2 separate regions of the Homo sapiens genome follow, and region 2 is linked to region 1. Evidence: chromatin loops called from intact Hi-C (ENCODE). Cell type or tissue: endothelial cell of umbilical vein. All regions are shown on one strand. Links, peaks and the distances in the headings refer to the core of each region. The heading gives the core; the rest is flanking DNA.

What was found. A loop is a pair of places that touch in the nucleus more often than their neighbours do. Peaks named below come from ENCODE experiments on the same cell type or tissue, not always from the same donor. Only the 100,000 strongest peaks of a DNase experiment are listed, where the experiment ranks them.
Region 2: it touches region 1 in a loop (3-fold over the local background); 32 of 110 quality-filtered maps call a loop at or near these places.

The regions. Positions count from the first base shown.
Region 1 is chr22:46,061,561-46,077,283 of GRCh38, reverse strand. The region is part of intron 1 of LOC124905135 (collagen alpha-1(III) chain-like); the gene reads right to left. It overlaps LINC02939 (long intergenic non-protein coding RNA 2939), which reads left to right and starts at 6,263. Exons shown (of 2, transcript NR_148973.1): 1 at 6,263-6,645; 2 at 9,413-12,633. RefSeq lists enhancers at 4,241-4,793, 4,794-5,348 and silencers at 4,942-5,021, 5,192-5,281, 5,362-5,571, 5,702-5,781, 5,842-6,621. In endothelial cell of umbilical vein, for the core only: no CTCF peak of the experiment used is centred there; DNase peaks (open chromatin) are centred at 5,663, 7,313, 8,543, 8,963 and 8 weaker places; H3K4me3 peaks cover 5,431 bases; H3K27ac peaks cover 7,769 bases.
Region 2 is chr22:45,993,764-46,005,613 of GRCh38, reverse strand. No RefSeq gene overlaps it. Among named protein-coding and RNA genes, the nearest start is that of WNT7B, 23 kb to the right of the region's middle. RefSeq lists enhancers at 4,411-4,580, 7,884-8,553, 9,517-10,435 and a silencer at 9,013-9,162. In endothelial cell of umbilical vein, for the core only: a CTCF peak has its summit at 10,611 (motif pointing left); DNase peaks (open chromatin) are centred at 8,023, 8,923 and 10,563; H3K27ac peaks cover 2,805 bases.

The sequences.
Region 1 (15,723 bases), core at 2,901-10,900:
CAAGGCATCGCTGGGGTGTCCAGACAGGTCCCCGTAATGTGCCGGGTGTCCCCAGCTGATGGGCCACCTCAGCCTTCCCAACGCTCCCCGAGCACCACAGATCGCTTCACTACGGCCCCAGCACGGCCCGCTCCTCCCACATCTGCTAACGGGAGCCTGGACTCTGGCCTGGCTTCTCCGGGGCAGCTCCTCCAGCACCTCAGAGAAGGGACCAGGGGATGGCTCATGTGTAGGCCTCTTCATTCTGTCGATTCAGAAAATATTCACGGAGCCATAACTCTGGGCCACATTTGTCAGAGTTACAAAAACACCCTCTCCAGCCTGGAAGGGTGTTTGCTTGTGTGTGGCTTCACCAAGTCAGGCCAGACTCTCCCACAACCTACGGGCCACTCCCAAGTTCATCTGAGAATGGAATTTGGGGAGGAGCAGACACTGGGAAACCACAAATATTGGCCCAAATCGCCCTCTCGATGGCCTCTCCCTTAGCCCTTTGGGGACAGACCCTTCCTCTTCTGGGCTCTATTTTTCCTCACACTTCCATTTTGTGACCCAGCCGGCTAAGGCCAACTGGGCCTGGCCGACGGAGGCCCCATCCGGCCCACGATCCCAAACGTGGCCGTCTTTCTAGCACTCGCCAAGTGCAGCCCTGCGGCTTTCAAAAAAAAATCACGGAAGAAAACAAAATTAACTCGTGCAAGCTTAGCCTCCACTCGACAAAGAAAGCCAGACGTGCCCACTGAAATTGTTCAAGAACCACGGGTCAGGAGACTTTCTTTTTTCTTCTCTAAATCTCTGTCCCCAACTACATGTTTGGGGCTTGCCATTCCCGGATGCTCGAGCTCCACGGACCGTCCCAGCCCAGGGAACACTGGGCAGCCCTGAAAATAAATATTTCATATGAAAGATCCATTGTCTCTGCTTGGAGACAATTGTTGCTTTTTCTCCCTACTCAGTTCTATAACATCAGAAAGCATGACCCATGCCATTTAGAGCTCTCTCTTATTCCGACAAGATGTTTTCAGCAAGGACGATCTTGCTGGGTCTTCCTGAACAACCAGCTAGGAGGGAAAATTCTCCAAAGCAAGCATTTTGGTTAACGTACCAGGCCAAAGAACAATTAGCTCGTCAGAGTGGTGAAACCCTCCCAACAAATCACCATCTGCATTTCCAGCGAGGACGCTGGTGGCTGGTGTGGCTGCTCTGGGCCCCTGCATCAGGACGTCCTGCCCCCTTCTTTCCTGCCCCTGAAGTGGGGGGGGGGGCAAAGGTCAGATCCAGAGCCAGCACCCAGGCATGCTTTCCGTCCTGTCCCTGGGAAGGAGTGCCTCCTCCGTCAGCACTTCCCGGGTCCCCAAGGAGACCCTGGTCTCATCTTGTGTACCCAATGTGAGGTGCAAGATGCATCTGGAAGCCACATTCACACCAAGTCCCTGTGGTGAGAAAAGTGCTGGCTCTGCAACCTCCTGCCAGTCTACCTGGGAGGTATCATCAAGGTCCACTTTTGCTCCCACCTGTGGGGCCGGGAGAGTAAACTTCTTGGTTCATTTTCTGATGAGACCGAAGTTGGGTTATCTGTTACTTAGAATATAACATCATACAATATATAAAATAATAGTAGTGGCAAGTAAAATAAATAAAAATTAAACAACAACAGTGATTATTGTTGACAACAATAAGTGACAACAGCAGTAGCCATTTATGTCCCGCCCCTCCCCGACAACGTGCCTGGAATGGTGCTTTATGGAAATAATGTTTGAAGTCTCTGAGGTGGGTTAACACTCTTCCCGCTTTACAGCTCAGAATCCAGGCTGAGGGAGGAGCTCAGATGTGCCAGGGTCACCCAGGGAGGGGCAGGGGCAGACTGAAGCTCAGGGTGCAAAGACTCCAGCTTGCTGCGATTTCGGCAAGAGCATTCTCCTCTCTCCCCAAACATGCAAAGAACCCTCAAAACCCAGCGACAACACCCCAAGGAAGCATGGTGGCTTTATGGTGTTTCCTGCCCGGCCTGGAAGGACCCCTCCCTTCCCAGAGGCCGCCCTTCAGCACATGCATGCATCTACACTGCACGAGAGGTTCCCCTGGACACGAGGCAGCACCTGCCCAGGCAGGGTGCCCATCTGGGTGGGCAGAGCTTTTCCCAGTTCCTCCTGGGCCACACGGTCTGCCTTCCAGTCACACGCCATCCATGCTAGGTAGGAAAGGCCCCACCGCCCTTTAGGGGGTCGGAGGGAGTGAGACAGGTTCACACGGACAGCCTGACCCAGCCAGGTGCAAACCACATAACAAAAGGTAACCCTGCTGCAAAGCACCACGCTGTTGCTGCGGAGCAAGGCAAACTGCTGGCCTGCACCTGCTCAGGCAGTGTGCACGAGACCTCAACATGGCAGAGGGGCACTGCCCAAGTGGAGCCCAGCTCGTCCCCATCAGCACCCTGGAGACCCTTCTCACCCAGGAGGGTCTGGGGCCTGGTGAGGCCCCAGCACAGGCAACGGACTATCCTGGGGTAGGCCCCGGTTTAAAACAAAACCAGAAAAACCGGGGCCCATCCTTCCACCAGCCCACACCATAGTCCTTGTGGCCCTGGGCCACTGCTTTCCACATTCTTGATGTTAAATCCAGAGGTGATTAAAAAAACAGACAAGTGTCAGTTTCATTTTCAGAGCCTTCTCTTTTGTGTGTGTGCCCTCAAAAATGAACTGTGCCGGGATGGGAGACTCCAACACCACTGGGAAGCCCCTGGTGGGACCCTGAGACTCTGTCAGGCTGAGCTGGCTCTAAGGAACATGGACAAAGGCAGGACAGGGCCTCGCCAGGGCTTCTGTGCCCAGCGCTGGCCCCAACTGTTGGCTGCAGAATCTTGACCTCATCCCATTTCATGGGCCAGGGCCACACTGTGTGGCAGGAGACAGGGCTCTGGAGCTTTGACGAATAGCAGCCCTCACTTGGCGGCCCTGGAGACTGCCTCCTCCGACGTTCAGGCCTTTCCCTGGCTAGCCCCAGGTCTGGCCTGTGGGAGCAGGAGAGCTGGATACCGCTTGTTTCGGAATCTGTTTTAATCCAGAGGGACTCCCCGCAGCCTCAGTAGAGTGCCACACCATGCCTGCCCTCCGTGCTATGTTCCCAGTCTGCTGTGGCCTCCGGGTAAACGTCTCCAGCATTTTACAGGCAAGGCCCCGGTGGAACTTGAGCTTCTTCTAATTACCAACCTCGTCACTGCCAACGCCATGCCAAGTAGAAGCTCCCGGCTATCACGGCATGCCTTCTGCAGCTGCGCCCCGATTCTGAGATCGCCCCCGAATGTCCCACCCCAGGTTTCATGTCTGCTAACTGCCTCTGATAAAGTCATAAATAAAAGCCCAAAATGGAGCGAGGGGGCAATGGGAGAGGCAGCCCAGCAAAAAAGACGGCCAAGGTTAGTTCTTCCAGCACGGAGGCAAACTTTCCACCTCCGGCCGCGGCTGGCTGGACCCGACTGAAATGGTCCCCTCAGTCCTTGGGGTTTTTGGGGAGGGCACTAGGCAGCCCAGTGGGAGGGAGGCATGAGGCAAGCCTGGACTACCCAGGCCTCTGTCCCTGTTCCCAGAAACACAGCCTCCAAGAGCCAGCTCATGGCCCTGGGGTGTTATGGAAACAGGCCCCCCATTATTTTGTGGTGAAAGCACCCAGCAAGATTATCCAAACCACCTCAGTAGGGTGGGGAGGGCAGGGGGGACATTGCACCTGTGACACAATCATACTAAAAAGCAGGCTCAATCCCCCACAGTTTGGGGTTTCATTTTAACCCTAGCTCCGTACACACACGGACAAACACGTATTTTAAAACCCCAAAGAGCTAGAGCCAATGAACTCCAATAAAATGAAGCTATTGCTGGCCTGCAGGCTGCCTCGGCTTTTGAAACCCACCTTTGAAAAAAATTAATCTCCACGTTACCTTGAAACCCTATAATCATTGCACGCAAGCATTCCTTCACCCCTTTCTTGCTCCTCACAAACTCCCCAGGACCACTGGCTGGGCCTGTGTGAGGCACCTATAAAGGGGCATTTTACCACAAAAAGTTACGAATTGTTTTTCGTTTTACACCACCGTAAACAGCAGCTTTCACACAAGGGCCTTTCACTGAACCGGCCCAAATGCCGCCAACGCCGAACCGAGGATCCCCCCTCAAATCAGCTGTCCCCAAGTGTCCGACCAGGGGGAAAAAATCAGCAGCGTGGGTTTAGGAAGTAAATGAAATATTTCAATCTTCCAAGAAAGAGTTGTAGCTTCCCAATAACCTTTCCAAACACATCTCACCAAAAAAAAAAAAAAAAAAAAAAATCTAAAAACAGATGTTTTTTCTTTTCTTCCCATTGTGTTTAAGATGTCTGCTAACGCTTATTTTATGTGTTCAACAAGATTCTCTCTGGCAAATAGCCTGCACACCTGAGATTAGAAGCTGTGCTTCACAAATTCCAAGATCCAGATTAATGCCGAGTGGAGTTCTTGCAAGCTGGTGCGGCTTCAGGTTCAAGAGCAACCTCCTCGGTGCGTTCCCTGGTCTGTGGAAGGCCTGCCCTACGGAAGGGTCCCTCTTAGAGATCCCTTCATTAATATTTAAATACTCACTAAGCAGCGAAAGTGAGAAATGCACTTACCGTCCTCAGGAGTCGCCGTGAACCCGATCGTGACCTGGGGCGCACAGGTCGACAGCCCTGCCCTTGCGGGAGGACCGTGCCTGGCCGCCGCCGGCGCCGCGCTCGCGTGCCCAGAGCTGCACAGGCCCTCAGCTAGCGGTCTGAGTCCTGGGTTCCAAACGCTCACCCTCTTCCCGCGTCGAAGCGGCGGACGGCAGAGCGGTGCCAGTTCCCGCAACTCTTCGCAGGGTGGGACGGCTCTGGACTGCCGCGGGCGAAGCGCACGGCCCAGGCCCCACTTCCCCGGCCCCGCGCCGCGTCTCTCCTTGCCTTCGGGCTCCGGCTTCCCTGCGCTTAGCGACCCGACTGCGCCACAGAGTGGCCCGCAGGACCCGGTCACGGCGTCCGCGCGCCGCAAGGGACCTTTGTCCCAGACGAAAACGAAAGCGCGCCGGCCCCGGGACGCCCACGCCCTGCCGCGGAGAGCCCGGCCGGCGCGCCCCGCGACTTTCTCCAAGTTCACGTGCATTCCGGGGCGGGCGTCGCGAGCCAGGACTTGCAGGGCCGGGCCGTCGGGCGGGCGGTGGGTTGCAGGCGGGCTTGGGGACAGCCCGGCGGGGCGGGCCGGGGCACAATGGGCGCCGCCGGACGGGCGGGCGCGGGGACAGCGTGGGCCCGGCCGCCGCGCGGCCGCTCGTCTGGCGCTGCCCGGGCGCCGAATGCGGCGGCGGCTTGGCACAGACGCGCCGCGCGCCCGGTGCATGCTAATGGCCGGCGGCCGCGCCATGAATTATTCAGCAGCGGCGCGGAGAGGGCGAGCGCGGCGCGGAGGGCGACCCGGGCCGCGCGTCCCCCGCCGCTGCGAAGCCGCTGCGGCGACTTCCCAAACTTTCCCGGGTCGGCACCGAGGATGCGGCCCCCGCGGCGCCGCCGTCCCCGCCCGAGCGCGCCGGCCGCGCTTCCCCCGTTGCCGCCTATTTTATGTCTTTTGTCTCGGAGTTGGCACCTGTCCCAGAGAGCGCGTTTCCCTGCCCACCCCTTCGCCGCCGGATCGGAGCGGGGGAGGGAGTACGGGGAACCCAGGGAGGAGGGGACGGGGAAAGCAAGGCGCCTGCGGGCCCCGCAGCCCGCGGAGACCGCCCGAGAGCGGCGGCGGTGCCCGCGCGCCCGGGCACCCCTGTTCTGCGGGGAGGTCGCGGATGCAACCGCGCCCGGAATACCAACGAGGCCCCCCGCGGCCCCCGCCGTGCCCGCTGCGGGTGAAGACCGGGCGCCGCCCCTCCTGGGTTCCCCCTTCCACCGCCCCCCACCCCGGGACGGCGCGCGCGGGCGGGGCGGGCGGTGCGAGCAGCGGATTCGCCGCCCGGGCCCCGCGCCTCGCCCCGCAGCCCCGCGTGCGCGTCCCCGCGGGCACGCCGCCCCGGGCGCTCCCCTCCAGCGCGCCCCCGCCCCGCGGCCCCTCCCGCCGCCCGCCCCGGGCAAGGGCACCGCGTCGCGGAGACCCAGCGGCCTTCCGTTTCGCGCCCCGGGGCCCGCGCGGCCGAGGCGGGCGGGCGGGCGCGAGCTCCCGGCCCGGCCCGCCCCCGCCGCCCTGGCACCGAGGCGGCTGCTGGGGCGCGCTCGGCGGCTGCGCTCCAAGGCGCCGGCTGCCATGATTGCGGGCAGCGGGACGCGCGCGCACGCTCGGGCCCGGCTCTGGGACCCCTGGCTGACCGACGGTCCCTGCAGTCCCCGCAACCTGGTGCCCGCAGCCCCGAGCGCGCCGCGGACAGCGGTCAGGCTCTCCAGGCTCGTCCCCGCGGGGAACAGTGTGCGCTGCGGAGCTCTCGACGCGGCCCCGGGACAGCGCTCGGGGCCGACGGTGGCAGCGGGCTTCCCCCAGGGCGGAGCGCGCGCACGGGCAACCCCGCGGCGGCTTCCAGGACACCGCCGGCCCCGCGGAGCAAGGGGTGCCCAGAGGGGTGGGAGTCCGGACTCGGCACACGGGAGCCGGCCGGCGGAGGCAGGGGTCAGCGCACAGTGCCGGGAGATGTAAGAGGGGCGCGCAAGGTGCCTGGAGGAGTTGGGTTGGGGGGTGGTTCACGGTGCCCGGGGAGGCGTGGGATGGGCAGGGGCGCGGTGCCTGGAGCCGCTGCCCAGCTCCGAGCGCGCTCTCTTCCTTCCCGGTGGCAACAACTTCCTGCTTCCCCGACTCAGGGCACAGGAGCTTCGGGGAGAAGTTCAAGGCCACAGCTTTGCTCTCTCGGAGCCCGATGGCGACACTGCTGGCCCCGGGCCACACGGTTCCCTCCCAGGCCCTCCCGGTGGTTGAGACCGGCCGGCCTCTAGGGTCCGGACACGGGTTAGAATGCCAAGGAGGCCGCGGCGTCTTTTCCCGCCCGCTCCACAGAGGCGCCTGAGTGGTTCCCAAACCGCAGAGGGGCCGGCCTGGGCCTCCGGCTCTCGGGGACGCACGCGGACACAGAGTCACTATTCGCAGACCCCGTCCCCCTGCCCGAGCATGCCCTGGCCCAGAGCCGCATGGAGCTGATGTCCCCAGACGCCTGCGACGGCCCTTTGGCGGCCAGGGCCCGAGAGAAACAAGGCCTCCCGGGTCCCAACCCAATGTCTGTCTGTGCCTGTCTCCCCCCAACCCCCCGCCGCCGGCCTTGGCATTCTAACCAGTGTCCCTTGACGTCACATCTCGCCATTTCTGCCAACCAATTGAAACTTGCCCGTTGTCATAAAAATATATATACTTTTTATGCCATTGGTAAATTCAAAAGTTCCTCGTGTGCCCTGCTTCCCAGGAAACTTCATTTCACATTGGATTAGACTGCCCAGGAGGGCAACGCTGGGCTGGGGCAGCCGGGCAACTCTGCCAGGGCCTCGCTGCCCACTGAGCTGCCTTCCACAGCTCGCTAGACCCCCATGATTGTGGCTGTGAATTGTGCCAGCCACCCTGATAAACACACCACTGCCTCCACCCCATGACACACGGAATTTGGGGGGAGGGAAGGAAGAACTCAGGGTATGTTAAGAAACCTTCCCAATTGCTTTCCTGGGAGTTGGGGCGGTGGGGACTGGAATCTTACTACAGCATCTTCTTTTTAGAAGCTGAAAGAACTTTAGGGATAGCTTTATTATTTTTTTTTCTATGGGAAAACTCAGTTTTAGAAAATGGAGTAGAAATGTTTTCCAATTAATCTTTTCATTGGAATCCGGACCAACTTTCACTTTCCATAGCTGCCTGGTGGCTTCACTATCGAGTGGGGTGCCCTCTTTTCCTGAGGAAGGTCCTGTGTCTCCCCCTCACCCCCCAGCTCCAAGGGCTGTGGGGCCCAGAGCTGGAAGCTCAGGAGCTCTGTGCTTCCCCAGAAAAGGGCACGGCTCTCTCGGCAGCCTGAGACGCAGACATGCCGTGTCTACCTTCTAGCAATACAGCAGGGGAAATCAATCCTGTCTAGCACAGTGCTTTATCATTTTCTTTCTTCACTATTAAAATTTTCAGCCCCAAATAGGAAGTGTGGGGTGAGAGCACACATTCCCACAGGATGAGTCTGTGCCCAGCAGTGCCCAAAGTCCCACATATGCCCCTGTAGCCCCTCCTAACCCAGCCACACTAAGGCAGAACTCAACCGCTAACTGCTCTATAAACTCCTCCTGTACCCCATCGTTGCTGTATGGTTCAACTACTTTAAAAAACATACTACAGATATTTTGTGGTTTAGCAAGTTTAGGGACTCCAGAAGAACAAAAATGCTTTAGAAACTGAGATGAATGCAGAGATCTAAACATCATAAGCACCAGGCCTTTTAATATGGAATCTTGTTTTTCCAAAATAATGAACACAGCCGGTAACGACCAAATGGGGATTCTGAACATAAATATATGGTTACTATTCTCAATAAAACTGTTCTCAAGGGCAATCTCTAGAAATGATGCATACCTCGGAGATACACGTTCAAGCGAAAAAAGGAAAAAAAAAGGCTACACCCAACAACCACACTGTATTTATAATCACGTTCCTAAACACTATAAATATTATAACTAATGTGATATATGTTTTGTGATTAAATGGATTAAAACATTGAATTTAAAAAGCCACAAAGAAAAAGAGATTATCTTCTATTATGCCACTTACAAGTTTTGTTCCATTGGCACAAATACAAATTTGACAACTGTATCATTACTGAACGCAGTGACTAAATGCCAGGATATTAGCTTTGTAATTTTCACCTGAAATCATTGTATAATCATACTGGCTTGCTAACCTTCTTTTTATTAAATGATTTTTTTTTCTTGCTCTCACTGTAATAAGTTAATTTAATGCCTTTTTCCCACTTCCAATTTTTATTTGGTAAAGCAGGAAATCAGATAAGTCAGAACAATATTCAAGAACACACACTCTTTTTAAAAAAATTTCCCCTGTACTTGGCAAGGATTTACATATAATTTGGTTGCAAATTCAGAAATCAAATGCCGCTTTATTCAGCAAAAATAAGAGCACTCAGGTAATTCCACTGGATATTATTCAGGTTAGATTGTTTCTGTCTATTTGCTATCATATTATTCAAAGTAAATAATAATATTTTTTACAGTATGCTCAAATTATCAACAAGAAAACCCGGAAAATTTACATTGTTGATGAGCACTGTGATGGATAAGTTTCCAGGAAGAAAAACTTGGTTTTCGCCTGTGGGCCACAGCCATGCCTGAGGTCAGATGTTTGAAAATAAGGTCTAGGAAGGCTGCTGCTGTACTAGGATGTTTACAGTGTCAGCCTTATACAGTTATTTTTTTCCTGATTTCTCCCCAGATCCGCCTAATGGGAATGGAGCCGGCAATTTCCTGCTGCCTTGCTTTCTCCGCCAGCCCCTGGCCCACAGTCCAGCCTCAGAAGGCTGAGGGGGGTGCTTCGGTTTCGTTTCTTTTTTCTCAACGGGTCGACATTTTAAATTTCTCAGTATCCAAGGCATTATGAGGACTTAGGAAACAGATGCATTTAATCTAATTAAAGCAAGGACGGCGAGTGAGTGAAAAATTACATTTTCACTTGGGTTCTGAACATTCAGTTGCACATCCAAGAATAATGATGTTTTTAAAGCCAGCCCAATAAACTTGAGATTGCAAGTTTTCAGTGGCTCCTGGATAAGATGCCACTTCGATCATCCTAGACAATGTGCCTTTTGAGGAGCTGCTCAGCAGCTTTGGGGACTCTGGATAAAGGCAAACCAGGCTTATGATTTTTTTTCTTTTGCCTTTGTTTCAAAGTAGTTTGCAGGTTTGAGAGTCCATTTTCATAGGCCTGTTTCATGACAACATACGCTCCTACCGCATGATGGGTTTATTTTCACTCTCAGTTATTTATACGCAACCTCTAAGCATCAATCCACCTTGGACGAACATACGCGTTTATAATTTTCATAGAAATAAAACAGCAAAAGATAATTCAAAGTCAATAGGGTCTCAGGCTGGGCAAGGAAATGTGGGCAGGCACCCGTGAAAAGGGTTCTTTCCTTCTGACATGATGAAGCATTTTTCAAAATCTTTTGCTTTATTTCACTGTTTTTTGTCAAACTTGGCATTTGTTTACCAGCAACAATAATGAAACTCTGACCGGGGAACAAGCCTGTTTGAGGACAAAAGCGTACACCGGACACTGCACTAGCACACCCCACCCAAAACAGCAAACAAAAAAAGCCCAGCGTGCTGGCACCATTTTTCCTATCTTCTTTCCTTTCTGTTTCAATGTAAAGAACATACTTAAGTGTGCCTGCCTCTATGAGTGATGCACATCGTGCTTTCATGGTGCCAGCTCCACACGCGTGCAATCACATGTCTGGTTCTAAACCTGTGTAAGCAGCGCTTTGTCACCTTTAACATGCTTTGGAAGTCTACACATTCATGTTTCATGTTGCGGTGCCTGCGTATGTATCTCAAAAAGAAGTCTAACAACCCCGAAAGCATTCTTAAGGGGTTAATTATTACTTTTCAATCAAAAGGAGCGCATAAAACAACTAGAAGTCTACGACAGGCGTGTGTTCAATCATATATGAATATATTGTACATAATATTAATAAACAACATGCTAGTATGAAAAATTTCCCCTTAGGAATGAGGAATTACGATTAATGTTTTCCATTCCAAAGTAGTAACAACACAAATCTGAAAATATGTATTAAGGATGACGGGCCAATATCTCTGGTTATATATGCATCTATCAAATGCCAAAGCTAGATTTCTGACTTTAAATGAGGAATGAGAAAGGGCACCAAACTAAATTTTTAAAAAACAAAAATTACCATTCCAGAAGTGGGTGCTGAATTAATTTTAGTCAATCACTTCTACAATTTCTTAAATGGAATAATCAGAAATGGGGAAATTAACATTTTTCTAAAAAGTTTATGTGCTACTTATAATATTTTATTGTACAGGTCTTCAGCGGGCTAGGTAAATTCCTCTAGAATAAATAAAAAAAAGAAAGGAGAAAAAACTGATTTTGAACTCAAATGGTTTGTTGTTAAGTTGCAAGGGACTGCAGGAACTTTTTACTAAAATCAAGATTTCACAGATTACTTCTTTAAAATTACTACAACAAACTTAAGCTGCCCACAAATGGAACTCATACTGAAATTGGGATTTGGTTTTGGGGGATTGTCAATTACAAGTTGTTTGGCATTTGACCACACTGGTCTTATTTATTGAGAGACTCCCATTTTATTTTTAAAAAATCAAATGTGACTTCACACAACACAGGTGACTAATTTATATATAAAACCAGTTTCATTTTCCTGACTATGTCCCAGTATCCTAGCTTTTAGACCTGGTTAACTTCAAGGTTAAGGTCAGATTTTTCATAGGCACCCTTTCTACAGAAATACAAGAAGTGTTTGAACTGAACTTATCACTACAAGACAATATTTAGTTGCTGTCCAAAAAATGCTAAAGAAGAAAACCGATGCTTTTTTGTTTCTTGCTATTTTATAGGCAACTTTTGGTATAATTCCTAATTTCAAAAGAACATGAAGTTCATTTTTTTAACTCCCCAAAAAAGTGGTACTGTAAGCAACCAGACAAGAAGGGACACTGACCTTGAAAATGAAAGTCTACATAATATTTACATGATAAACATATTTTTAAAATCGATTTCAAAGTAATCAGAGACGTGGATAGGTATTTTCACTATTTTCACTCCTTTTTCGCTTGGTTTTCAATGATGCACAGAGGCAGGGGTTTTTGAATATCATCAAAGGTTTGTACCTTTGCTAATAATATCTTATCCGTCAGTTTTTCAAGTCTGCATTCTAAATATACTGCAAGATGCTGCCCGTTGACTTTCTGTCTGAGAGGAGGCAGCGGACTCAGAACCGCACGCTCCTTCCCTCACTCTCCCGACTTCTCCAAAACTGGAAGTCTCTCACACGTAGAATGCCAGAAATTTATAGAAGGACTCCAAGGCTCCCTGAGAAACTTCTCGAGTTGGGAAAAACCTTGTCAACGCACACCTGGACCTACAGATTCGGAAAAAGTAACCGGCTGTAGCCAAAAACCAAACACTCAACCACCCGAACACAGTCTGCAAGAAACACAGAGTTCTTTGACGTGACAAGAAGAATTATAAATAAAATAGCTCCAAGGCAGACAGGCTGAATGAGCCTTTTAAGACAGCCTGTTGGTGCCTCAAACTTTAATACTTAGAATATCAAATGTTAGCTCCACGAGGATAGCATCCTGGGATACGTGTGTGTGTGTACGCATATGTATACGTGTGCATAAGTGTGTATATGTAGGTTTGTGTGTAGCGATAAATGTTTTGTTGCCTTTATGGCCTGGGGGCTGATTGAGGGCCTGGTGGAACGCCCCTAGCCCAGAGGAAGGAGCAGGCCCTACCTGCGTTCTCCCTGGGTTACTCCCTACTTCATTACACGTAGGCAAACACCAAAAGCCAGGGAAAGCATAACTGCTGTAGATAACAAGGGCAGATCTCAGATAGAGAAAAGCTTTCTCTGCAATAAAGAATTATTTTGTGAATGGTAAGCCAGGCTGACCTCATTCATCATCATCAGGACAAAGCATAAGCAAGCCGGTGTTGGGAGCGCGGCGCGGTGCGGCACCAGGGCGCCGAGAAGGTGTGCCCTCTGCCAGGCAGCTCTGGAGGCCGCACAATCCGGTCCCCCAGGAGAGATGGCCCAAGTGTGTGGACCGGGCTGGGGTTTGGGCCCAGCAGACGCTTACGCAGTCCAAGCTAGGCAGGGCAATGAAGGGCTGCAGACGACAGGCTTGGACCCCGGGACAAACACTTAGGGCTCTCAGGCGTATGTCCCAGGGGGATCTCCAAACCGTCCACTCCAATCCCCCAAAGTGGGGGCCAACTCGTTGTCATGTTCGAAGGCCTTCAGAGGCCTGGGATGCTCTCTGTTTCGACTCCATTTCTCACCGTGCTCAGCCCACCTCTTTCTTACAGCCAATGCAGAGGATTTTGACACCACGGTTCAAGTCAACAAAATCATCCTGATCACTTAGTAAGTGCCCGGCACCATGTCAATCACTAACCATTTGAATCCTAAAACAACGGCCTCAGAGTAGAGGGTTTTTCCCTAAGGTAGTAAAGACAGCACCTCACGTGTGCAGAGCAAACACTTCATCATTTACACAACGTGTTCTCACCTCGCCTCACGTGACTCTCCTGGCCCGTGCAGCAGACAGAACGAGAACTCTCTTAGCTCTTTAAAGACTGGGGAAACTGAGGCCCAGGTGAGTGGTGCCGTGACTAGGCCTGATACCACACAGACTTGGGACCCCGACTGCTGTGTACACACATGCACTTTGTTATTTTTGTTTTTTTAAGGAAAACATCACCATCCATCCCTTCATACTCATACACACATAGGCTTATTTTATTTTATGAACAGTTTCCAGGCAAAACAGAGCCCCATTGAAATTTAGGTCCCAGAAATGCCTTACGCCGGTCTGGCTTTGGGAGCTCTCCCCCCATCTTCCCTGCAGTGGCTTCCATCGTCCGAGGTGCCCACTTTCCCTGCCAGGTGCATCCTGATCAGCCCCTAGAATTAGACTGGGGCAAATAGACCTTGGGTATAAAATCACAGACACAATCGCCCCACGAGAGTCCTTGTCACAAAGCTGCTTTGCCTGAGCTGAAAGAGCACAATAACCCCGTCCTCTGTCCTCGTCTGCCGGGCTGCCAGTCCCTGCAACCAGAGCCTCCCTGGCCAGGCACCCGGGGTGGTTCCAAGCCCCACCTAAGCCTCATCCCTGCTTACAGCCCTCTGTGAACCTGGCAGGCAGCTGCCCCATGGTCTCAATATCAAAGGCCGATCAGTGTTGAGGACAGCCTTTGAGAACCCTCACCATCTCATGCCTGCAAGCACTGCTGAGAGAGGGGTGGCGGGGGTCCCCAGCCTGGGCATCAGCATTCCACGGAGGCAAACTTACACTGATCAGATTGGATTATTGCTCCTCAGAAAGGAGAAAGGCTACATAGAAGTGGTGACCTCAGGAGGGATGCACAGGAACGAGGCAGGCGAGTAAAGAGGCACCGGGCTATTTGGCAGTCATTCTATGAAAGGCAAGAATCACAAGGCATGTCTCCCAAGGGCTTTCCTTCCCAGGTGGAGATCTGCACCGCACACCCAGAAGGTGACGGCCACACCTGCCTACCCCCACTCATGGCCCACGGCAGGACCCCTACCCAGCTCCATCCTCACAACAGCAGGGCATATCCGACAACTCCTGAACACCAAGTCTTCCCAAAGCCAAATTCCACGTTAGAATATTCCACCGTGCAATCAACAAGCTCAAAAACAAACTCAACATAAAAAAAAAAAAGTCTTCCTGGCAAAGCCTAGCAGTATTTACAGCTGGTGAACAAAACTGAAATAAGTGAGAATCAGGTAGAGGGCCTTGCCTGGCGGTGCCAGGAACTGGAAGCCTTTCTGCTCATCTTTGGAGGCAAAGGCTTTCAAGAAGAGTCCTTTCTGTGCTTTCCTTTTTGCACCTAATTACAAAAGAAAGTACCTTTTTAAAAATCAAACAGAACCCTTACGAAAATTACAAGTGCTAAGTCTCAAAAGCTTCTTGGGATAAACATTATAACCTTGTCCAACATTTGAGGAAAAAACGAAGAACAGAAAGACGTGAAATGGTCAAGGCCTGAATTTCGTGTCAACGGATGCATTCATGGCCTCAGCATCCTCCTCTGGCCTAGAACCGTTCCCAGGTGCTGGAAAGGTTGTGATGTGGAGGAAAAAGAGGTTGTCGGGGAGGGAGCCCACGTGCAGAGGGTCTGAAGGGTTCCGGCTTCCCTCACCAGGGGAGTGGGGTTCGCATAGATGGAGCGTCTTTTCTTTCCCGTGTGACAGGCTTCCAAGCAGAAATAAAGAGCAGAAAAAGAAAAACAAGAACTAATACACGTCTCCTCTGCATCACGGCTGTCTGAAATCCTTACGGGGCCTGCACAGGGACCCCGGGAGCAGTGTCTCTGCGGCCTCCCCCAACCCCGCTCCAGGGGACAGGCACCCACGTGGCCGCGGGAGTGCGTGGGGACCTTGCGCGGACCAGGAGCACCCGGCCCCGGGGCGGGAGGTGCGGGCCAGTTTCAGCCGGCCAGCTGCGGACCTGGGGGGACACAGGGCCCAGGCCCGCAGCGGCTCTGAAGGCAGGGAGGCCTCGGTGCGCCTCCTCCAGGCAGCCCCAGGGCGGGCACGCGAGGCAGGGCCGAGTCCGGCACCAGGCCTGAGGCTCGGGGTCCGCGGCGGGCGGGGAGGCCGGTCTGCAGCGGGGCGGGGCGGGTCCCCAGGGTTCGAACCGAGGCCTGGAGTCGGAGCCTGGGCCCGGAGCCGCTGCAGAGGGTCCGGGCCGGGGCCGGGGTCCGCCTGGGCAGGGACGAGGGTTCGAGCCGGGGTCCCAGGCCGGGGTCGGGTCGGAGTTGGCGGGCGGGTCCGGGGCCTGCGTCCGAGGGCGCGTCCCAGGCAGAGTCCAGGGTGCGGTCCGGGCAGAGGCGGCGGCACGCGCCCCAATTAGCCGCAGGCCGGGCGGCGGGGCTGCCCCATTGAGGGCGAACAAAGGGCGCGACCCCGGGGTCAGGAGTCGCGGGCTGCGGCCGCCGCT
Region 2 (11,850 bases), core at 3,851-11,850, 73 kb after region 1:
AGAGGGCCAGTGCCCATGCCCGCACCTTGGGTCCCCAGGGCAGCCAGGTGGAGCCATACCACCTCCTCGGGCTTCACCTGCAAGCCCAGGCCCTGTGCTCACTGAGCCCCCACGCCCGCCAGGCCACTTCCAGAGGCTGTGCACACCCTCTGCCCAGATCCAGGAGAGGGGCTTTCACACAAGGAGGGAGAGGCTCAGAACCCTGGCAACCTACCCAAGGCATGGCACATGGGGCTACACGGGTGGATTGGAAGCTGGGTTGGCCACCTGAACCCCTGGGGTCCTGGCATTTCCAATGTCACCATCAGAAGGGTGGATGGAGGCCGGGCGTGGTGGCTCATGCCTGTAATCCCAGCATTTTGGGAGGCCGAGGCAGGCGGATCACCTGAGGTCAGGAGTTCGAGGCCAGCCTGGCCAACATGGTGAAACCCCGTCTCTCCTAAAAACACAAAAATTAGCCAAGCATGGTGGCAGGTGCCTGTAGTCTCAGCTACTTGGGAGAATGAGGCAGAAGAATCGCTTGAACTCGGGAGGCGGAGGTTGCAGTGAGCTGAGATCACACCACTGCACTCCAACCTGTGCGACAGGGCAAGACTCTGTCTCAAAAAAAAAAAAAAAAAGAAAAAAGTAAAAGAAAAAAGAATGGAGGACGGAAGGGCCACACCATGCAGGTGCTGGGGTCCTGGCGTTTCATTTTCAATGTCACCATCAGAATGGAGGATGGGAGGCCGCCCCGCGAATGGAGGGCGGGAGAGCCATGCCATGCAGGTGCTGCCTGCTTGGGTTCCTGTGCTGGGACTGCCTCTCTCATCTATCACCTTGCACCTCCATCGCTGTGACACCCTTCACCCGCCGGGCCCCCACAAAACATGCTTGGGCTCTGCAGCCAGACTCCATCCTCCCCCACCAACCGTCCGACTCCTAGAGCCCTCTCCTGGACCCCCAGCACAGCGCGTGCGTGACGGAACCCTGCAGAGCCACTTCCTGTTAGAATCAGAAGGGCTGTCAGCCACTAAACCCAAGTGCCAACTTTTGGTGACGGAGAAATAGATCCAGATAGAGGGAGGACTTGATCAGGCCCAGGGTGGCCAGAGACCCTTTGGACTGCGACCAGAATCCCAGGGGCCTGTCACCGGCCCAGCGTCTGAGGTCCTGAATCCCTGGAAATCAATAAAGGCAGGCAGGTGGGAGGCTGGAGGCCTCGCAGCCCACCCAACCCACATCCACCACACTCTCACACCAAGCCCTCAGCGTGCTCGGAGCATGGCGGTGGGCTTTACCCCTCCAGCCCCTCTACCTGGGATGCCACACAACTCTTCAGGGCCAGGGGAGTCCCCTCCTAGGGCCACCGTCCCCAAGGCACCCAGGGATGAGTCACTCTCTCTCACCCCAGGCCACCCAGGAGAGTTGACATCAGTCACATGTCTGCCCCTCAGACTGGGAGAACCCTGGAGCAGGGACCCCATCCCCTGCCTCTGTGAATCCCTAGCATTGGCCCATGGTGTGAACACCAGCAGCCACAGCACTGAGACCTAGCCAGGGCTTCCCAGTTTCCTGGGCACCAGCTGTTCTTCGCAGCCTCTTCCATGCTTGCTGGGAAGCAAGGTCTATCATGACCCTAGGCGCAGAAGGACAAGAAACAGAGAGGTTGAGTAAGATGCCCGACGACACACAGCTGGAGTCAGCAGAGGCTGGAAGGGTGCTGGGCGGCCTGGCTCCCAGCACGAGGCATCCTACCTGAGGACAGTAGACGGGCAGCTAAAGGACCCTCAGCTGACCACACAGGCCGGGCCTGGGCATGTCTGCGGCATGACCCCCTTGGGCCTTGTCACCTCCTCTCATCCCCTAGATCGCAGGACAGCAAGGTGGTCACACCCAGATTGCCTGAGTGTGCATTCTTTCCTTCCACGTCGGAGCACTTGGTCGGAATCCTGCCCACACAGGATGCACCTCACGAGGTGTTCACTCACCAGTCTCCCAGAGCAGAGGGGTCTGGGGAGAGGGGACACAAGATGGCATTGGGAGTGACAGCAAGACTGACTGTCTTGCGGGGCCCTCAGGCGCTGGCCTCCAAGGCCAGGTCCCCCAGGAAAAGCCTAGACAGAGGGGAGCAGGAAACCCGGTCCCAGCCCAGGGCGCCCACTCCCTGCCGGCCAGGCCAAGCCTCCCGCGTCCGGCCTCCTGGGTGCTGCTCACTCATCCATCAGACCAGTGTGATGGGGTCATTCGCTCCCATTCCCAGGCGGGGGAGGCTCCAGGAGATGTGGGTGGATGTGGGTTTACCCTGTGGATGGCCTGAGGCCTGAGGACTAGGAAGGTCCATCTATCTGTCCCTTGGCAGATGGCCACAGTGCCCAGGGCGACAACAGGGTGAGCTCTGCTCACATGGGTCCTGATGCAGATAGGGGGTGTCTGGGCCCCTGTCACCCCTGTGGAGTCTTCCTCGCCTTCCTCTGGGCGGGTCTTCTCAGGTCCAGCTCAAGGGCATCTGGGAGGGGAGGTGGCCTGAAAGCTCGGAGGCCCTGCAAAGCTGGCTGCAGTTAGGAAAGCCACTAAGTCATTATTTTGGGGTTAAATCAGAACTAATCTACCCAAGCCAATGGCTGGGTCCCCTGAAGGGAGGACACTCATGACTCAGCTGCTTGAGCCTGGGGAAGTGGTGTCCCTGAGATCCAGGAATGTGAGGGAGGATGACACCATCCACCAGGCCTGGCCCAGCGGGAGCAGCTAGTGTGGCTGCCTCTCGCTGTGCCCACCCCACCCTCAGCATCTGGCTTTGTCCACCTCTGGCCAAGGCCCACTCTGTTTGGGCTGCACTGTTGCCCGGAAGCCCTCCATGCCCCAGCGAGAGTCTCCCTCCCTGGCCTCTGTCCCTCCATTTCTCCATCAGTGGCCACCAGGGCAGTTTTCTTTTTCTTTTCTTTTTTTTTTTTTTGAGACGGAGTCTCACTCGCCCAGGCCGAAGTGCGGTGGCACGATCTCGGCTCACTGCAACCTCCGCCTGCCGGGTTCAAGCAATTCTCCTGCCTCAGCCTCCTGAGTAGCTGAGACTACAAGCACGCGCCACCATGCCCGGCTAATTATTTGTACTTTTAGTAGAGATGGGGTTTCACCATGCTGGTCAGGCTGGTCTCGAACTCCTGACCTCGTGATCTGCCTGCTTCAGCCTCCCAAAGTGCTGGGATTACAGGCGTGAGCCACCGCAACCAGCCCACCAGGGCAGTTTTCTTAAAAGGGGACCCTGCCTGGTTATGGTAATGGCTCTCCTGCTGGCCCTGGGGGCGGTTCAAGCCTTCAGGGCAACTCTCAAGGCTTCCAAAGCACACCCCCACCCCTCGTTCCTCCCCCCACTGCTCCTTCCCCTTTGACGCCCCCTGCTCTGCTAGGCTGGGGATGTAGGGTCTGAATGTGCCATCTGGACCCACCAACCCCTCACCCAGGCTGTGCACCGGAGAGACCTCACTGTGGGACACAGGAGCCAGGGTGGGCAAGGGGGTAGGGGGCTGCTGCCGTCACCACTGAGGAGTACAGCCCCACCCTTGGCCTTGAGCAGCCCCCAGTCCTGCGTGTGGGGCCGCCAGGCTGCAGGGGGCCTGGACCCATGGCGGTGGCTGTTGATTCAGCTGTCTGGTTGGCGCCAGCTCCCCTGCTGGGGCCGAGTCTTTCTGGAGTTAGACCCTGCAGCCCTGTCCCCACTGAGCCAGCACGAGGGCAGTGACCGTCTCAAAGCAGCTCTTCTCCATGGAAGTCTTAAGGGGCCCCTTGGCCGGAGTCCCACGAGTGACAGCTGGCAGCCCTCTTGGCTCCCTGGGGGAAGCAGATAGTGTGGCCCCTTAATTTGGGCCACTTGAGGAGCGTTTAAAAACAGGACAAAGGCGTGGGCCCAGCTCAGGAAAAGCTAGGAGGGAAGGAGCCGTTCTCTGGGGCTGGTGGCCAAACGGGGAGGTAGCTGCAGCCACTGGTGGCAGGGACCCTTAGGCCTCCTGCCAGTGCCTCGCGCCGGCAGAGGCCACGGACAGGTCCCAGCACAGGGAGCTGGCAAACGTGCCCACAGGGTCGGCCTCTGGGCCAGCTGGAGCAGGTGCAGTGAGGGGCTGGGAAGGCATAGAGAAAAGCGGCAGCGGGGCTCTGAAGATGCAAGCCTGGTGGCTGGAGCATGTTCCAGTGAGGGACAGGCAAAGCTGCCAGGGCAAAGGGCGGATTTCCTGATACAGGAGTGGAGGATGCTGTGGAAGGGCTGGATCTCCCATCCAAGGCGTCTCCTAGAGCCACACCATGCCCCATCCAGGGTGGTGCTAATGCTTCTCCCCTGGGTCAACTGGGCCTGTGACCACCCCGTGAGTGGGTGGTGGAGGTGCCATGTGAGCACTGGGCTGGGCTGGGAAAGCCCCTGCATCTGCCTGGCTCTCCAGGGGTGCTGGCTGGTGGAGCTCAGATGATACCAAGTGAGGAAACCTTGATTCTGGCCCAGCCCTGGAGCTCCCTCTAGCTGAGGCCCCCACTGGGGGGAACAGAAACCAGGCACTCCCACTATGACCCATGGAGCATAAGAAAGTGGCTGTTGTCAGTGTCTATGTTTTGGGGTAACTGGAGAAGCCCCAAGGCTTCCCTGGTCTCCCCTGAACACTCTTGCACCTTCTGGCCCACGTGGCTCGGGGCTCTAGAGGCCACAGCAGGTCAAACGAATGCCACCATCTGTGCTCACTCCAGGGGACCCCCGTGTCCTTGGCCTGGATCCACCTGCATCCAGGCTTGGCCTGTATGGAGCCATCATCTGCCCAGGGTGGAAGGGGCAGGAGACATCGAGGGGTAGGGTGGGGTGGAGGAACTTTCTCTTACAGCCACGTGAGAGGCCTGGTCTGCCCAGCGGGGTCCTGAGCTGTTGGTTCTCCAGGCACCTTCAGAGCCACTGGGTTGGGGGTTGGCCAGACTGAAAAGACTGGATGCTCAGGGCTGTGCTCCCTCCGCACCTGCCCTACCTGCAGGGAGGCAGGAGCCCAGCTGGCCAGTGGTTGGGTGAGGACAGAGGTGAGGGTGCTAGGAGCAGCCACTAGACACAAAACCAAGTCCCTCAGCACAGGCCCCTCATCTGGGAGGCACCTGGATGGGAGGACAGGTCCGGCCAAAGAGGTGCACACATGTGGGGCTGAGGAATGGGGTCCCTGCACAAAGCCGGCGTCTGCATCATGGGCAGACAGACCACCATGTCCTCATGAAGTGCTGGCTTCTTTCCTTCCACCTCCTCATTTATAGGGTTGGAAGAGTGACAGCTGAGACCCCAACCTCAAGTGCCCAGGCTGTTGTGAGGACGAAGCAGGGGGCTGTCACAGGTACGGGCTGAGGGCCTGGCAGGTAGGGGCTGTTTCACCTGGAAGCCCCAGAGCCCGGGAGAGTGCAATGCTCCGAACATGTACAGGATGGGAAGGAATTCCACACGCTCTTTTCCTGTGCCATCCCCAGTCCGCCATGGAAGGGAAGCATCAGGAGTAGGATGTGGTGCCTTTTAATTGTACCCATAGAATAGTAATTTGTGTAAACTGCCCCTTTCCCTTTTTGCCTCTGCCACTGGGAAGCTTGGAGCCAAAGCCGTGGGCCTATCTCTGCCTCCACTTAGACCTACCTTCTCTCCCCGTTCCCTTGGTCTTTCACCTCTACTTTTAAATACATGTTCTGATGTTCTGCGGCATCTTTGCTGCACCCCCAAATCCCTTCTGGACAAGGCGACCCCTGGCTCCTTCCTTTGAGCTCCTTGGTTTCTACAACCCTTAAGATGCCCCCACCCCACAGTGGCGAATTTCACTCTCTGGGAAGCGCGGCAGCAGGTGCCTGGGACGCGCCCACCGGAGCCTGGGCTTTGAATCCCTGTCCCCTACTCCACGCAGTGTCAATGTCGCCTGGCCGCCTGCACGTCTGTTTCCTTTGTGCTCAATGCATTTTCTAAGGCAGGTGCCAGGTGGTAGCTGTCAGTGTCATTTCTATTTCTGCTGTTGATTTGCTTGTCTGCTTCTCCAACTGCCTGGCCCCCAGGCTCCTGAGCTCAGCAGGCAGGGAGTGCATACAGAACATCCCCCCACCTCTGAGCTGTCCCCTGTCATTGGACAATGCCCCTAGATGGCACCTCAGGCCTCTGCGGGAGTCTGGGGGCTGTGGGAGTCTGGGGGCTGGTGGAGGCTGTCAGGAGAGGCTGCCCGGAGGAGGTGGTGAGACCTGAGGGCTGAGTAGGGTTAGCCAGGGCAAGGAAGGCAGGGGAGAGCAGATGGAAAGGTGGCTGTGAGGAGCAGTTTGGCCAGGTGTGTGGACAGCCCCTCTGAAGCCAAAGAGTCTAGAAGGTCCTTTGAACCTGGCCCTGTGAGCCTGTGCCGATCGGGCAGAGGGGCCCACATGACAAAGGCACGAGGCATGGCTCCCATGTGCCTGAGGAGGGGGAACAGGGGAGAAATAAGACCCAGAGGCTCAAGTGTGCTGTGCTGAAGAGCAAGGCCTTCAGGGAGGCGACAGGGAGCCACAGAAGGTTATGGGGGGGAGGGTGCACAGCAGGCTCTCTGATGCTTACATTGAACACACAGTTCCAATTTGATTATTTACTTGAACCCAATGACTCCTCTGGCAGTGGGCTTGGCTGTCCTTGCCTGGTGAAGGGATGTGACTTTCTCCCCAAGGTTGCACCTCCTCCAGCCCCAGGCAGCTGCACGGTCAAGGGCAGTACCCAGCAAGGGACGATGGAGATGCCGGCCAGCGTCTGAGGTTAAAGTATACTTTGAAAAGCGTGGCTAACGTTTGAAGGAAAACAGCAAAAGAAGAGTCTAGAAACCAGATCCCTGGCCAACAGGAGTCTACGTTCCAAACAATGTCCCTGAGGAGACAAAGAGCCAGGGCCCCTGGGGGGGCACTGCTGCCAGCCCTGGGGAAGGGACCAGGCTAAGAGGGCTCTCAGATCCTCAGGACAGGAGAGGGTGGGCTCTGCGGGCCGGGCAGGGCTGGCCTGTGCCCACTGCCTGGGGGAACTCAGCCAGCGGGAGCTGTGCACAGGTGCACAGCTGGGCCCTGGTGAGGGGTGGGGATGAGGAGCGGCAGGTCCAGGAGTGGCCGCAGGAGCAGTGACCCAGGCGTTGGGTGATCCAGAGGGACTTGGCCCATTAAGGGGACTTGGCAGCCGTGCCAGCCTGGAACAAGAGCCCGCAGAGGACACCTGCCTGGACAGATGGCGTCCAAGGCGGGCACTCCAACAGGGATGCTGTGAATGTCAGGTGCCACCGGGCACTGAACTGACTCAGTTTTCACACCTGAACAGGATCATACACATTCAGCTGTGGACAATTGAATCCATTTCCCGCCTCTGAGGCTTCACCATCTTTCCTCAAAGGATGAGGGAAGTGTCCGGTGACCCTGGCTTCGAGAGTTGGGGTTGGGGAGGGGTAGGAGGCACAGGGTGGTGGGTTGGGACTGTAGAGTCAGGCTCAGGGCTCAGCTCAGGGCAGGTGCCGTTGGGACCAGGGAACCATTACAGGTTCCCAGGTTTGACCTCTGCATCCCCCCAGTCCCTGCCCCTGAGGTCTGGGGTCCAGATTCCCACAGGGCCAGTAGCTGAACTCTTTTTCTTTGGGGAGGAGGAGGCAACCAGGCCTGGAGTCACTTCCCTTGTAAACTAGGCTTTGGCTTTTCTCTCTTCCCCTCCCTCTGGGCGGAGAGGTGGCCGACATCTAGTCAGGGCAACTGTGGGTCAGTCACCCACAAGCTGGAAAACCAGATGGTCCTGAGAGTCTACAGGGGACTGGGCTGAGTTGGGTGGGTGGAAGGACAGGGAGGGTTCTGGCCAGCGTTGGGGGGGCCCGTGCTGGAGGCAGGGCGGGTCTCCATGCCCAGCCTCTGTCCCCCAGGTTCCAGTGGTGGAGGGGGTGGGGCAAGTGGAGACAGCGGAGGGCGGGGGTTAGGGGGGCCCTGGCTTCCTCCAGCAGGCTCCGCCTGCCCCAGCAGCTGCTGCTTCCGCCGCTGGCCTGGCAGACAATGCGCTGGCGGGGAACAGTGGCCCGGGGCCAGGGCTGTCCATCCCCCCCAGCTACACAGGAAGACAGAACTCAGAAGACCAGTGTGTCCTGAAGTGAACTCGCTGCCCAGGCGCTGTGATTTAGGGCTGTAGATTCCCAGAGGAGATGCCTCCAGTTTGAGTCAAACTGGTTTCTTTCAGGCTTAAAATGGCAGGGCCCTGGGACCCCGTTGGGGAGGGGGTCGAGTTGGGAGGGATGGCCCTGGGAAAATCTCTACCTCATCTCTCCCTTCTCCTGCAGCCCTTGCCCTCGGGCTGTGTGGGTGGCACCTCAGCCCTCCTGCCACAGGGCCTTTGCACGGCTGGGCCCCTGCCTGCAGTGCCCTCTCTTGAGGTCCCTCAAGCCTGCTGCATCTGGGTCTCAGTCCAGAGGCCTCCCGTGGCCTGCCTGCCTCTCCATCCTTGCCTTAGAGCCCTTCCTGTCCCCTCTCCCCAGACATGGGCCCTGACCTGTGCTATGATTTCCTGTCTGGGTCCTGAGGTCCCCTCAGTCATTCTTGTTCCTCCTCTCCTGCCTACTCCCCCTCCTGGCACTCTCCCCTGAACCCTCAGGGCTCAGCTCCTGTGGTCCCTGGGCACCCTTTCTCCCAGGCCCTGCCTACCCACGTGGCGTGGGCCCCTCCATCGCCTGCACACCCCTCCATCGCCTGCACGCCCCTCCATCACCCATCGCAACGTGCCTGTGTGCTTGCCCGTCTCCCTGGCCCTGGAAATACTCCGGACGGGCGGGGCCGCTGCAGGAGCCCACCCCGATGCCAGACCTGGGCCAAGAGAAGAGGCAGGCTCTGCAGAGAGGTCCTGGGCAGGCAGCATGGACCTGGGCTTCCCCTTCCTCAGCATAGACCACAGCCGGCCACCAGGCCGTGGAGCAGGAGGGCGGCCCCACTGAGCTCCACAAAGCGGAACCGGCCCTCTGAGTCAGCGCAGGGAGCAGAGACCAGAGTCAAGCAGCCCTCCCTGGATGGGGGCGGCCTGGAGCTCTCCTCCCTGGACTGGGATGGCCTGGAGGTCCCCTCCCTGGACCGGAGCACCCTGGAGGTCCCCTCCTTGGACCGGGGCACCCTGGAGGTCCCTTCCCTGGACCGGGGCACCCTGGAGGTCCTGGTGCCTGCCCTGGCCCCACTGCCATAGGCCAGGACTCAGCTCTGTCCCAGGCCTCAGGCCCAGCCCTGCCTGCTGCTGACCTCCTTTTGACCCAAGTGTCACCCCCGGGGCGTTACGTGGAACTTACCCTGGGCCCGCAGGTGGTTCCCAGGGCCCAGCTATCCCCTCCTCGCCTCTCAGACTCAGCCAAGTGGCATCGCCTCAGGGAAGCCCTCCCTGATCTGCCTTCGGCGCTCCCTGTTGCATCAGGTGCCTTCCAGCTTGGAGGAGGGTGGTCTGTCTGTCTGTCTGTCTGGCCGACCGGTCTGTCTCTCCCGCTAGACTCTGAGCTTGATTTAGCAATTCATGGACTGAGGGGGACTGCTACACTTTGGTGCTGATTTTGGTAACTTCAGAGCCTCTCAGCCCAGGCCTGGCACATAAGGCCCGCAGGGAGCTGCTTGTTGGTTGACACTCATGGAATGAGTGAACTCTGGAGCCTTCCTTGAGGCATCGAGCTCGCCCCTGCCTGCTGGCCCACCGCTCCCTCGCCCTGGCCACTCATGGTGCGGGGCTGTGGCTTCCGGAGCCCTCTCCCTCCTGAGCGTGAGCTCCCGGGGGGGAAGAGAACAGGGTGGGAATCAGCCGTGAGAAGGAACGGAGCACAGTGCGGCACCGACTCACTGTCACTGATGCTGTGACAGCAACCACAGTGAAGAATCACACAGCCGGAGAGAGCAGGGGAGGGCGTGGAGAGATTGGAGCCTGTGCACACGCTTGCTGGTGGGAAGGTGAAATGGTGCAGCCACTGTGGACACCGAAGAGAGAGCCAGAGCCACCATGGCATGGACAGGAACAGGTCCCCTCCTGCGTGTAAGTCGGGAGAAGCGGCCACAGGGACACACCAGACACTTGCACCCTGAGGTTCCTCACCGCTCACAGAAGCTGAGGAGAAACAGTCCCGGCGTGCACCCAGGGGGATGGAGGAACAGAACAGGGCCTGTCCACACCTCCTCTCTCGCCACCTCGGGGCTGGGCCTGGCTGCTGCGGTGTGCTGTGTGTCCTGGGCGGCCAAGGGGGTGCTTCTGGGACCTGCAGACCCCTCAGCCCCCTGGGGACTGCAGATTCAAAAACTCACCCTACTTCTCATGGGGACAGCAAAGGCCCCAGACACCATGTCCCCACCTGGCCTCAGTCTCCCCACATGGGATAGAGGTGCAGCCAAGTGTCCCCCGGTCCTACCGGGCCCTCCTTGAAGCCCCCCAGGCAGGCAGTACTACGGAGGGGCGAGGGACTTGCCAGAGTCATACGGCCTAGTGGCTTGGAAGCTGGGTCTTTGGGAATCCAGATCCCGCACTCTCCTGCCCTGTGTCTCCCACGGGCGGGACAGACTCCCCTTGTCCCAGGAGTCTCGGCTCCCATGCCAAGGCCTGGCACAAACCAGGTCCTTTCCCTGCCCTTGAGCGCCCTCTGGTGGGCATGCTGGGCATTGTCAGGGATGAGGCGGAGGAACCAGAGCCGACCCCAAGGTTAAGGACAGGGTGAAGGGCCAGAGGCCAGGGACTGGCTGGGGATGAAGAGCTACGTGAATCCTGGGGGCCTGGGGGAAAGACCTCCAGTTTCTCAGGAGGCGCTGGTGTCACTGCCCCATCGTGCAGTGGATCCTGGGACCGGGAGGCCCCGCGTTCAGGCTCGATCTTCGGGGTCTGGTCAGGAGGTGGAAATGGGGTCGGCGGGGTCCCAGGAAGGAGCTTTTGTGCCCCGAGGCCCTGGATATCACCAGCCTCACCTCAGAGCTGCCCCTGCGTCCTCCTCTCACAGGGAGCCAGGCCATCCTTTGCAAGGGACATGTGGACTCCAGCCCGGCACAGGCCCCTTGCTGGCTTGCAGGCTCAGGCAGCTGTGAGAGCACGGGCTGGCCTCCCCCACTTTTACTGCCCAGCTGTTGATCTGCAACTCTGGTCCCGACTCTACCCACTAAGGAGAGAATGACCCCTCCCCTCCCCCAACAGAAAAGAGGTCCTGGGACCCCAGGACTGAGAAGAGTGCCCTGAGGTCACCTAGCACCCCACCCCATCACCCCATCACTTCCATGGAAAATTGATGGCCAAGAGGGCAGCTGGTGTCCAGAGACTGTAACATGATGAGGGCATGTCCAGGTTCCAAACTGGACCCAGTGGGTGGAGAAGAGATCTTCTTCCTCTTTTTAATTCTCTAAAACAGCACTACTACCAACAAAAACACCACCACTACCACTTCCTCCACCGTCAAACCCCCTACCTCCATCATCACCACCATCACCATCACTATCACCTCCAGCACCATCACCATCATTATTATCACTTCCACCATCACCACCACCACCATCACCACCATCACCATAACCATAACCTCCATCACCATCACCATCATTATTATCACCTCCACCACCACCACTACCACTTCCTCCACCGTCAACCCCCCACCTCCATCACCACCTCCATCACTATCATAACCACCACTTCCACCACCACCACCACCATCACCATCACCTCCAGCACCATCACCATCATTGTCATCACCTCCCCCATCATCTCCACCACCACCCCATAACCATAACCTCCATCACCTCCACCATCATTACTATCACCTCCACCACCACCACCATCACCACAATCATCGCCATCACCTCCACCATCATTACTATCACCTCCACCATCACCACCATTACCACCACCATCAT